Linked DNA regions of Homo sapiens: region 2 is linked to region 1. Evidence: chromatin contacts called from ENCODE Hi-C or POLR2A ChIA-PET data. All regions are on one chromosome and are shown on one strand. Each heading gives the region's core, a stretch centred on a gene start or an enhancer-like site at or near the end of the contact. The rest is flanking DNA. Distances are from core to core; before and after follow the strand shown. Region 1 overlaps ITPR1 (inositol 1,4,5-trisphosphate receptor type 1). Region 2 overlaps LOC124906209 (a long non-coding RNA gene).

Evidence for each region. Hi-C counts contacts between places; a loop is a spot of excess contacts on that map. ChIA-PET counts read pairs that join two places held with the same protein, here RNA polymerase II (POLR2A). Pooled maps may share reads with other maps.
Region 2: a loop to region 1 is called in a map of endothelial cell of umbilical vein, with 4 times the contacts of the local background. The contact joins two enhancer-like sites. A Hi-C loop is called at or near these places in 42 of 168 maps with a recorded cell type or tissue (CD14-positive monocyte, CD4-positive, alpha-beta T cell, CD4-positive, alpha-beta memory T cell and 22 more), 2 of 37 single-sample maps with no recorded cell type and 34 of 50 pooled maps. POLR2A ChIA-PET finds 5 or more read pairs at or near these places in 22 of 52 experiments (A549, A673, CD4-positive, alpha-beta T cell and 15 more).

What each region holds. Positions count from the first base shown.
Region 1 is chr3:4,811,461-4,817,651 of GRCh38, forward strand. ITPR1 (inositol 1,4,5-trisphosphate receptor type 1) reads left to right here. Exons shown (of 62, transcript NM_001378452.1): 57 at 1,682-1,774; 58 at 2,963-3,102; 59 at 3,593-3,758. It overlaps LOC124906209 (a long non-coding RNA gene), which reads right to left. Exons shown (of 5, transcript XR_007095795.1): 5 at 2,832-2,971. Among named protein-coding and RNA genes, the nearest start is that of EGOT, 63 kb to the left of the region's middle. RefSeq lists an enhancer at 2,615-3,814. Within about 2 kb of position 3,056, at least 10 of the 41 ENCODE cell types and tissues checked have a DNase peak (open chromatin) inside an H3K27ac peak, as active enhancers do; they include endothelial cell of umbilical vein, where a contact is called at or near this core.
Region 2 is chr3:4,852,023-4,858,440 of GRCh38, forward strand. All of the region lies in intron 2 of LOC124906209 (a long non-coding RNA gene), which reads right to left. Among named protein-coding and RNA genes, the nearest start is that of EGOT, 100 kb to the left of the region's middle. Within about 2 kb of position 4,294, at least 3 of the 41 ENCODE cell types and tissues checked have a DNase peak (open chromatin) inside an H3K27ac peak, as active enhancers do; they include endothelial cell of umbilical vein, where a contact is called at or near this core.

The sequences.
Region 1 (6,191 bases), core at 1,806-4,305:
GTGGGTTTGGGATCTTCTGATCTTTTTAATGCTAAAAGATTATTTCCTGATTATAACTGAACTAAAGAAAATAACGACTTTAGTAATGCAGATATCTCCCCATTGTATCTCCCTAACACGCAGAGTGTGAATTTCAAATACAGGTCTTCATTCTCACAATGAATGTGGCAATGTGGCATATCAAATGCTAAGAGTGGGTGACCAGATCTGACATTTATTTATTCACTAACATCATCTTTTAAACTAGTGCAACTTTTTTGTAAAGCAGTGACCATACATATTGAGAGCGTTGGAGTATGCATCCCTTTAACTGAGTAAATCTACTTCTAGGATCAATACTTAAAGAAAAAAAGGCTGCCGACTGTGCACGTAGAAACAGACATATATGGGAGAACGTTCGCTGCAGTGTACAGTTGGAAGCAGTGTAAATGTTCGGGGGTGTTTCATCAGATCATGGTACATCCATGAGGTGGGGTGCCTTGCACATAGGTACATCTTTAGAAACCTCCATGGAAAAATACCCACAAGATGTAGTTGGAAATGGCAGAAGGATAACTATAGTAGGATCACATGTATGTCTTTTTTTTTTTTTTTTTCGAGACAGGATCTCACTCTGTCTCCCAGGCTGATGTGCAGTGGTATGATTTCACCTCACTGCAACCTCCAACCTCCCGAGCTCAAGCAATCCTCCCACCTCAGCCTCCCCAGTAGCTGAAACTGCAGGCGCCTGCCACTGCATGTGGCTAATTGTATTTTTTGTAGAGATAGGTTCTTGCCATGTTGCCCAGGCTGGTCTCGAACTCCTGGGCTCAGGCGATCCCCCAGCTTTAGCTTCCCAAAGTGCTGGGATTACAGGTGTGGGCCACTATGCCTGGTCTTATGTTTTCTTAAAAATTAAAAAGCCCATATACATATATTAAAACATGGATGACTGTACCTCCAGACTGCTAGCAGTAGCTCTCTCTGGGGCTTTTTTACTATATGCAGGTTTTACAGTGAGCTCATGTTATTTTTACACATAGCAAGAACAGAAGAGATTTCCAATTCTGAGAGTGAAAAAAAATGACCATAATACTTGAATGGTACCCAAGTGCCCTCTTCTCTCAGTTACAATAGTTGGCCCGACTTAGTGAAATACTACTGGTTTTTCATCCCGAGTCTAAGAAACAGACTAGAATCGTTGTGGCTGACTGAGCCAGCCAGCCTTTGTGCTCTCCCTCCCAAATGCTGTGTTCTTGGCATGTATCTCCAGCCTCCCAAGTTGACACTAAGTGACATTTACTGCCAGCCATCTTAGAGTTGTGGACTAAACTGGCCTGGACCTTGGATTTCTATTAATGCCTGCTAATGCTTCTCGTGCAGACTTGGTATAAATCTTGCCAGAGTCTGTACGTTCAGTAGTATCTGTCTAAGAGTTTCAGCTGTTTGTCTTTAAAGTTGGAGAGGTGCTATTTAAGTGCGATATTTCTAGTAAGCCTACAGGAATTGACATTTTTGGCTTTTTTCCCATCCAGATCACCAAATGAAAGTGTAAATTGCATTTCTGCTTTGAATTTATATGCAAGATTCTAGGGTGTTATTTATGTAAAGAATTGTTTAATCAGCCGTGAATTGGGGACTTCAAACATTTTAACCATATGCTGCCAGATTGTTCATCATAAAATTTCCTTCTCTCTCCCAGAAACCGGCGAGAGTTTGGCAAGCGAGTTCCTGTTCTCCGATGTGTGTAGGGTGGAGAGTGGGGAGAACTGCTCCTCTCCTGCACCCAGAGAAGGTAGGACCTCCTAACTGTAAGCCCCATGTTAATATCGGACTCCTCCAGAGGCTTAGCTGATGCAGGTGATGTTGGAAGAAGATTAAATTTACTGCTCAGGAGTAAGGCTATAGCAAAGGGGAAAGGCTGAGAAAGAGGAGGGAGATGAAGGGAAAAGAAGGTTACACCTGAAGAAAAGATCTGATGTGATTCAGCCGATTTATACTGAGTGCCCGCCATTTGCCAGGGACTGTGGTGTACTCTAAGAGACAGTAATGTAGTGGAGGGTGCGGGCAGGCCAAATGGTGATTGCTAGAGAGTTGCCCAATGCTGGGAATAAGGATGGAATACAGAAGTTAGGCACCCGGCCTACTACTGGGCTAAGCGTATCATCAAGAAAGTGATATCCAAACTATAAAAGGAGACTCTTGATATTCCAAGGAGAGGGAATAGTACATCTAAAGGCTTTAAAGGTAAAAAGAAAAAAACAGCAAGTTTGGGGAGATAATGATTATAAGGAAGGAGAGTGGCAAGAAATGAAGCCACAGATACAAACAAAGGGCTAGATCATGAAGGATCTTCTATGTCAGGCGTAGGAGGTTAAACTTCGTCCAGAGGATGGTCAGGGGTTGTTGGAAGATGAGTGATGAAATCTGTGTTTTAGCAAGACCCTCTGCAGCTGGAGAAAGGAATGAGGCACACAGCAAGGCATGGCTCTTACTGCATAAACCAGTGAGAATGAACAGCCTCCAATGTAAAGCAGTTGATCCAGAGGCCCTGCCGTGAAATATCCCTGGATATAGTCCTCACACCATTCCCAGTGAGGAACCTGTGTCCTGTGGCATAACCCTCATCTGAGAGACAAGAGGCCTGTGACTCAGAGTTGCGAAGCAACTCATCTGACATGAAAAGACTGTTTGCGGCTGGGTCTGGGGTTTAAAACCTGAAAAGGACAGGGCATGTTTTAGATCCCACAGAGGGAGAGCAATACTACCATAGCTGGAGAAATTAGCGGGGGTTAGCGATGAAAACAGTTGCCCCAGACGACTTTAGCTTTTGAAAGAAAATAAGAAAATTCTTGGCTCTTGATTCCTTAATTTTATTCTTTCGTGTGCCTGGTGAGATGGCATTCAGGAAACAGGATTTCAAAATCCCGGTCTCTCTTTTCTCCTCACGTTTTCTCTCTGTTGTTACTTGCCGTGTTCACAGAGCTGGTCCCTGCAGAAGAGACGGAACAGGATAAAGAGCACACATGTGAGACGCTGCTGATGTGCATTGTCACTGTGCTGAGTCACGGGCTGCGGAGCGGGGGTGGAGTAGGAGATGTACTCAGGAAGCCGTCCAAAGAGGTAAATTAATCCCGAGGGGAAGGAAGGGCAAAGGGGGCGGGTGGGGTGGTTGGTGGGAGCACCATGCAGCGGTGTTGAGTGTAAACTGAAGACGCAGAGGAAGAGCTGGGAGTAGGGCTGAGTAGCTGCGGAACTAGCTCATCAGGCTCCTTTCCTCTCTATCACGTGAGGTGGTGCCGCAAAGTCAGCTGCGTGGAAAGGGTTGGCTTTGGCTCTCTGTTCAGTAGACTTAGGGACTGTTTCCATCAGGGTTAGGCCTGATCCACCTGAACGCACAGTGAATATCCCTCCTGGCTGTGTCACACCACACTTGGAGAAGTCGCAATTGAGACAGGGGACATGAAAAGAGATGCAGTTTTCAGTTTAAAAGTTGAATGCCCAATTTAATTTCTACCCAAGTAGATGAGGTCTCACTTGAGCTGTGCCCCAGGCTCCGCAGACCAAAGGGTCGCAAGGGACCCAGACTGATCCAGACACCTCTCTTTTCCAGGAACCCCTGTTTGCTGCTAGAGTTATTTATGACCTCTTGTTCTTCTTCATGGTCATCATCATTGTTCTTAACCTGATTTTTGGGGTTATCATTGACACTTTTGCTGACCTGAGGAGTGAGAAGCAGAAGAAGGAAGAGATCTTGAAGACCACGTGCTTTATCTGTGGTGAGTGTCGCTGGCCAGCTCCAGCAAGGGCGTGAAGGCCCAGCGTGGCAGAGGCATGTGGATACTGCGAGGGTGTGATGGGCGGGGTGCCTGCCCAGTTATGCGGGAGGGGGCACCGGCTGCTGCTTCGTCTTGACTCTTCTACCCTCTGCCGTGAGTGAGGCTCTCCTTGGCCTTTATTCTGCTGGGAAGTATTTACAGACCTGGGTTCTGACTGAGCTTCTACCACTTAACTAACTGTGTAACATCATTTAGTCATTTAACATCTTTAATCCTTCTTTCTTCATCTGTAAAATGGGTACAATAACATGTCCTTCTCTGCATTATTGTGAGAATTATGAGAGACAGCGTATGTAACACTCCTAGCTAGAACCTGGCACACTATAGGCACGGGAGGAGAAGTAGTGAACGGCTACGTAAAAGAGGTGCATGGACACCAAACAAATCATTTTCAGTATAACTACAGGAAAATATTTGTAAATGTAAACTAATCATGGAGGAATCTGGGGAGCTGAGTAATCATTTCAGGATTATTCATAATATAGCTACTAAATATATAAATTTCCTAGTGGTATGTATGCTAAAAAAAAAGATCAGTTTCCAATTAAAGACTTAAATTCTTTGCTTTTTGCCCCCTTAAAACCTTTTTAAGCTTTTTGCTTTGGCATAATTTCAGAGTTATAGAAAAGACATGACTATCCAAAGAATTTCTATATATTCTTCACCCAGAATCCCCAAATATTAATATTTTATCTCATTTGCTTTATACACACACACACACACACACACACACACACATTTTCTAATGTGAGTGGCTGACAGTGATGCTTTCTTATCCCTAAATATTTTAGTACACATTTCCTAAAAACAAGAACATTCTCTTGTGTATCTACAGTATAATTATCAAAATTGGGAAATTAAAACAGATCCAATACTGTTATCTCATCTACAGACCTTATTCAAATTTCACCCTTCATTCCAATAATGTCCTTTGCAAATCCCACCTCCTGCGGGGCTTCAGTCACCATGCCTCGTGAGCCTCCGCTGACACTGTTGAAGAATGTAGGTCAATTATTTTGTAGAATGTCCCTTGATTTGAGTTTGTCTGATGTTTGCTCATGGTAAGATTGAGGGTATGTATTTTCCACAGGAATATCAAAGACATGCTGTTGTGTTCTTCTCATTGCATCGTATCAGGAGGCATGTAATGCCAGTTCATCTTGTAACTAGTATCTCGGCTCACTGTAACCTCCACCTCCCAGGGTTCAAGCAATTCTCGTGCTTCAGCCACCTGAGTAGCTAGGATTACAGGTGCCTCTCACCACAACTGGCTGATTTTTTGTATTTGAGTAGAGATGGGATTTCACTATGTTGCTGAGAGGCTGGTCTTGAACTACTGAGCTCAGGCAATCTGCCCGTTTTAGCTTCCCAAAGTGTTAGGATTACAGGCATGAGCCACTGCGCCCAGCCGTGATACTAACGTTGATCATTTGGTTAAGGTGCTAATTGCCAGGTTTTTCCAGTAACTCCATAAAGTTACTTTTTTGGAGAGACACTCTGTAAATATCGTGCTATTCCTTAAACTTTCACCCCTCAGCTTTAGCATTCATTGATGATGCTTGGCTAACTCTATTATGATGATGGTTGCCCAATGATGATTTTTATGTTATTATTATTTCTACATTTCTTTATTGGCTTTTTATTGTAAGAAAGAATTTTTTCTTCTCCCCACATATGTGTTTATATTTCTGTGTTTGTATTTGTAACTACATGGACTTGTGGATTTTTATTTTATTCAATGGGCTATTTATTTTGATGTTCAAATTGCTTCAGATGTGGCCAGTGAGAGCCCTTTCCAGCTGACTCCTGGGTTTAGTCATGTCATCATCGTTTTCTATGTACTTTCTTACTTTTTTGGCATCATAATATATTCCAGGCTTAGGCTCACCTTGTACATTTCCTGAGCCATCCCTGGAATCAGCCATTTCTCCAAAGAGCCCCGGTTCTTTTTACTGGAGAAAGGTATTTAGAAGCCAAGATCTGGGGACTGAGTGTGCTCATTCCTGTTGGTGTGCTGCTGCTCTCAGGGCTTATTAGGGTGCAGATCTAGAGGAGAGGTGTATGCATCTGCATATGTGTGTATGTGTACACAGCACATGTATCTGCACACATCTGTGTATATATGTATGAAAAAGGATGAATTCATACTGATACCTTTAATTCCGTTTCAGCATTACAGGGTTTATTCTTTCTCCCTTTCTCTATTTGTGTTCTTTTCTCAGGCAGTGAGGAATCCAGCTCCCATTATCCGTGATATATTTATTTGATCAATCCTAGAATACGTACAGACTAGAATTGCTCACCCCGGCCTCTTCAAATTATAAACCTACCAGCTAGAGTTCAAAATTTGTTTAAAGTTCTTGTTGTCCTTAC
Region 2 (6,418 bases), core at 3,044-5,543, 42 kb after region 1:
GATCACCTGAGATCAGGAGTTCGAGACCAGCCTGGCTAACATGACGAAACTCTGTCTCTACTAAAAATACAAAAATTAGCCAGGTGTGGTGGCGCATGCCTTTAGTCCCAGCTACTCAGGAGGCTGAGACAGGAGAATCACTTGAACTCGGGAGGCGGAGATTGCAGTGAGCCAAGATTGTGCCCCTGTGCTCCTGCCTAGGCAACAGAGTGAGATTCCATCTCTAAATAAATAAATAAAATAAATCTCTACAGAAAAAATGTTTTATCTTGGGAATGACAATATATTTCCTTAGTTTCTGAAATGCCTTCACTTACATTCTCATTTAAACCTCCCAGTCTTGTCAAGTAGATATTATCTCTGAAGTCTGAATGGTCCCAAGTTGTACTATCTTTAATTTAACATTCAAATACAAATTCTACATCTCACTACCTATAGAAGACCCAGAGCCTCTTTAATAATTTCTTTCTGAGAAGGATCCTGAGAAGGAGCAGAGACCCCACCTTGGGGGCCCGTGAGCCCCTCTGCAACCCGAGCATGAAAATAAAGGAAAATCTTGCATTCCTTCAAGGGCAATTCCAGGCACCTAGCTAGCCCTGAGAAGTGAATAAGCAACTTGTTGAGCAATAAAGTAATATAATAGCAGCCTCAGCGCAGTGGCTCATGATTTGGGAGGCTGAGGCAGGTAGACTGCTTGAGCCCAGGAGTTCAAGACCAGCCTGGGCAACATGGCAAAACCCCATCTCTACAAAAAATACAAAAATTAGCCAGGCGTGGTGGCACACACCCATAGTCCCAGCTATTCAGGAGGCTGAAGTAGGAGGATCTCCTGATCCCAGGGAGGTCAAGGCTGCAGTGAGCCAAGATCACACCACTGCACTCCAACCTGGGCAATAGAGTGAGACACTGTCTCTAAAATAAAATAACATAAAATAAAATAAATAAAATAAAATAAAATAAAATAATAAAATAAAATAAAATAAAATAAGGTAATAGTAGCCTAAAACAATAGCCAAGGAAGTCATGAGATGTTTGGTTCCCTAAAGAAACTATAGATAGTATCTTAACGTATGTCCTTGAGTTGTTTTTTAAAAACCCAGACCACTACCAAAGGAAAAATGCTGTCAGCTGGCAGGCAAATCTCAGATAAGGGGGAACGGAGGATGGAACTCTGACCACTGTTCTTTGTTCTAAATTTCTTCTTGAAGGGCCTGGAGGAAGTTATTGCCCACAGGCCAGAGCTAACATTCTTTTCTGCTGACCTCAAATTTTTCTACAAAGCTTCACCTCCTTAAACAATTGCACATTAGAAAATATCTCTGAATCCACCTATGATCTATGGGCTGTACCCTTCCACTCCTACTCCACTTTGAGATATCCCACCTTTTTAGGTTAAACCAATATGTAGCCTCATGTATTGATTTATGACTTTGCCTGTAACCTCTGCCACGCTGCCTTTAAAAAGCCTTACCTGTGTAAGCCATCTGGGAGTTCAGGTCTTAAGCATGACCTCCCTGATCCTCCTTGCCTGGTGCCCTGCAACAAATGCCCCACTTTCTCTCCCTGCAATCCCGATGTCAGTGTGTGGCTTTGCTGCTCTGGGTGGGCAGACCCAAGTTCAGCAAGTAACCATTCTAAGGAGGGTGTTTACACCTTCTTCATGATCCCTTGTCACTGTTTCATCCCAAATCCTGATTCCAACCCAATTATCTGTTCCTTCTCATCATCTCCCCTCTCTTTATTTCACTGGTGTGGACACAGCTCTCTCTCCTACCTGTCCCCAAAGCACCACTATCATCTGGGCTTTGTGAAGAGCAGATCTTTAGTGGAAGAAGATTACAATAAGGAATAGGAAACAATTAAAAATTGAGAATCAGTCATCAAAGCTCCCTCCCCCTTCCTTTTCACTCATGGGAGGAGCAACTTCTCTTCTCAGCCTGTTGGCAGGCAGGCATCTACTTTTTCTTTCCCACTTGCCTAAACAAACAAAAGCAAAACAAACCAACAACAACAAAAAAAACCTTCCTTCCAGCCTCAAGTGAAAACCAAAAATTCTTGTTTCTTTACTATGCAGAGCAATTGTAGCCCTCAGTTCCCAGTCATTCCTCTCTAGATTAGGCCTTTACCTTGGCCAAAAAAAAAAGGCTATAATTCTGTCATCCTTAGCTTCCACTTGCAGGGCAAACTGGCTGCTAAAATAGCATTTTTTTCTGATACATCCCTATTTTACGGAACAAGAAATGTCTTTAGAAAGTTGAAGTGATTTGGGCTGGGCGCAATGGCTTACGCCTATAATCCCAGCACTTTGGGAGGCCGAGGTGGGTGGATCACCTGAGGTTAGGAGTTCGAGACCAGCCTGACCAACATGGAGAAACCCTGTCTCTACTAAAAATACAAAATTAGCCAGGATTACAGGATTATGTGCCTGTAATTCCAGCTACTCGTGAGGCTGAGGCAGGAGAATCGCTTGAACCCAGGGGACGGAGGTTACGGTGAGCCAAGATCATGCCATTGCACTCCAGCCTAGGCAACAAGAGCAAAACTCCATCTCAAAAAAAAAAAAAAAAAAAAAAAAAGAAAGTTGAAGTGATTTGACCAAACCAGAACATCAGACCTGGGATTCAAAAGCCAGATCATCTGACCTCATGTATATTCCTCAGTATCCCAGTGCTTCACTATGTGAGGTGCCATCCAGCTATGTTCCTGTGTCTGCACCTCTACCTGCCCACCTTGCCTGGGGGAGATGTGTAAGGTATCAGAGTTCTAAGAGATGCAAAGAAAAGTCAGAGTTCTTAAAGGCAAAAGCTGCAACTAGTTCATTTCTGTTTTGTTAGTACCTAGCACAATTCCTCCCAAACAAAGAGGGTCAATGCCTTTGAGGGGTAAAAAAAAGATTATTTTTGAAACTTCACTTAATCTGCTTGTTTTGGAGCCAAGGGCAAGGAGGAGTCTTTCATTAAGGAACGAATATCTAGCAGTGGCCCAAAAAGAAGGTGCATATAGAACTGAACATCAGGCAGTCACTACTCTTTTTGTTGCTAACTGACCATTCAATCCTATAAACTAACCATTAATCATAATGCCTCTGGCTCCGGTAACCCTGCTTCACAACATTCTCCAATTTGCTCCCTCTAACCAGGGGATCCCAATCTCTCTCTTCCTCCCTCTTTCAACTCTTATAACAAAGCTGTGATTTAGCATGGTCTCTACGAACGTGCAAATTCAGACCCACATATACTTTCATACTCCTCTCTCCACCCAACTCCCTTATCTAACAATGCTAAAAGATAATCCCTCAACAATTCAGGTAGTATTATGGCAGTTCTCATTACACCTGAAGAGACAGAGCACATTTAAGTAGCCTAAAGAAATTATGGCCATTTTGAATAACAAATTATGGTTCATCTATACATAAACCATATGTAAATCACTTGAGTTAGAGTCTCCCAACCAGATTTAACAAATTTTAGTATTTCTGCTAATACTAGAAATTTCACAATGGGCCAAAGGACTTAGGGGTGGATGGAAGTCTTTCATAGCTCTTTTTGTACCATTCCATAGGATTTTAAACCGAAACTCTGACATGCTTTGGATCTGTGTCCCCACCTAAATCTCATGTAGAACTGTAATCCCTGTTGTTGAAGGTGGGACCTGGTGGGAGGTGACTGGATCCTGGGGGCAGAGTTCTCATGAACGGTTTAGCACCATCTCTCCTTGATACTGTATAGTGAGTGAGTTCTCATGAGATCTGGTTGTTTAAAAGTGTGTAGCACCTCCTGCACCCTCTCTTCCTTCTACTCCAGCCATTTGAAGTGCTGGCCCGCTGTTTTCCTTCCGCCATGACTAAGTTTCCTGAGGCTTCGAGGCCCAGAAGCAGAGCAGATGACACCATGCTTCCTGTACAGACTGCAGAACCGTGAGCCAATTAAACCTTTTTTTCTATAAAGTACCCAGTCTCAGGCATTTTTTTATGGTAGTGTGAGAATGGACTAATATAAATTCTCATACTTATGGGTAGAGTACAGTACAACCAATTTGAAAAACAACTGAAGTTAAAAAAAAATAAACACACCTACTAAAAAATCCAGAAATCCTACTACCACGTATTAATCCAAAAGAAATGAAAATATATGTCTATACAAAAACCTGTATGCAAATTATAAACACCTTTATTGATATCACCTCAAACTGGAAACAAACCAAATGTCCATCAGCTAGTAAATGAATAAACAAATGGTGGTGCAAACATACAATGGCGATGGTGTGCAGGTGGCCCACAGCCCACACACCCAGGACTGCTAATGTTTGGGTTGACTCACGGTACTTTTACCCTTTTTAGCACATTCAGTGTGCACACTTTTTCAACTAAGTATTTCACAGAGTTGGGCAGGAGGGCAAGGGTCAAAAACCTGCTCACTAGAGAGCAAGGTAGCACTGGCAGTGAAACTTAAAATGATTTGTGCTCCTGATTTAAATAAAAATAATCAGTTGCCTGTGTTTTAGAACTTACAAATGGAACAGTCCTGTAGGTATGCTGCACTAGTTTCCCACTGTTGCTGTAACAAATTACCAAAAACTTAAAGGCGTAAAACAACACAAATTTATTATCTTACAGTTCTGCTTGTCCACGTTCCTTCTGAAGGCACTAGGGGAGAATCCATTTTCTTGCCTTTTTCAGGTTCAAGAGGCTGCCTCCGTTCCTTGGCTTGTGGCCTGACCCCATCTTCAAAGAGAGGAATGGCCAGTTGAGCCGTTTACACATTGCATCATTCTGACTCTGACTCTCCTGCCTTCCTCCTTCATTTATTAGGACACTTGTGATTCCATTGGTCCAACCTGCATAATCCAGGAAATCTCCCCATCTCAAAATCAGTAATCACATCTGCAATCTCCCTTTTGCCATGTAAGGCAACATATTCACAGGGTTTGGGGATTAGGACATGAACATCTTTAAGGGGGCCGCTATTCTGCCTACCACATTTGCTTAGGCAAAATCTAGACAGGTTAAAGACGAGAAAAACAAATCACATATTTCTTTTCAACTCTGACGGATTTGAATACAATTAGGAAGGTCACATTTTCTCATGGTCCAAACAGGCTGAACAAATCAGTTCATTAACATGATCGTATACACTGATAAAGCTATAAATGATTGCCCAAGAGACTGTTGCTTCCTTTTACATTCACTATTGCTATTCTTGGACAACCAGAAACAACTATAAAAAGATGTTTGCTTTTTTAGACACACACACACACACACACACACACGCACCCCCGATTAGAGACTTTCTTCCTCAGGTTTCATTTGCTAGGATTTGCACTTTAAAAGATCCAGTGAGGAACAAAGAAAATAAAAGTAGATCATAAACTTCTCAACCAGATAACCTTTACTGATTTTTAAAAAATGGATGCATACCTGTATAAGGTTAGAAAAGTTGTAAGTTACTAACGTAATAGAGCCAAAAAAAGAAAAAAGATTAGAAAAATTAAATAATATGCCATCCATATTTCTTTGATGAAGTGTCTATACAAATTTTTTTGCCCACTTTTTACTTTCTTTTGTTATTAAAATGTTTAGGACTTCTCAGACTATGATTATGTTATTAAATTTTAAATTTTGAAACTTATGCTTTTTATATTCTGGTTGCCAGTTCTGTACTAAATATATGTTTTGCAATTTTTTTTCCTCGTCTGTGGCTTGTCATTTTCTTAGCAAAGGTTGTTTTTGTTTGTTCGTTTGTTTTTGTTTTTTGTTTTGTTTTTAGATGAGTCTCCCTGTGTTGCCCAGACTGATCTCAAACTCTTGGGCTCAAACAATCCTCCCAACTTGGCCTCCCAAAGTGCTGGGATTACAGGTATGAGCCACCACACCTGGCCAGCAGAGCTTTTTGAAGACCGAAGGATTTAATTTTGATGAAACCCAATTTATCAATTATTTTGCTCCTGTGGTTCATATTGCCTCCTAAGAAATCTTTGCCTAAGATTCCAAAGATTTTCTCCTGTTTTCTTCTAGAACAGCATTGTACAATATAACTTTCTGTTATGGCAGAAATGTTCTATAATCTGTGCTCACCAATACACTGGGTATAGCTAGCCAGATGTGACTTCTGAGAACTTGATATGTTGCTGCAACAACTGAGGAGCTGAATTTTTTAATTTTATTTTGTTTTAATTAGTTTAAATTTAAATAGCCACATGTGGCCAGCACAACGGGCCAGGAAGTTCTAGCAGTGTTATAGTTTTAGGTTTTACATTTTGGTCTATGATACATTTTTACTTAATTTTTATAGAGGTACAAGGTATGTGTCAAGATTATTTTTTTTTAAAATATGGACACCTAATTCCTCCAGCACCATTCTGTGTGAAGACTATCCTGTCTCCAATGAGTTAATTGACACCTTAGTCAAAAATATCAATT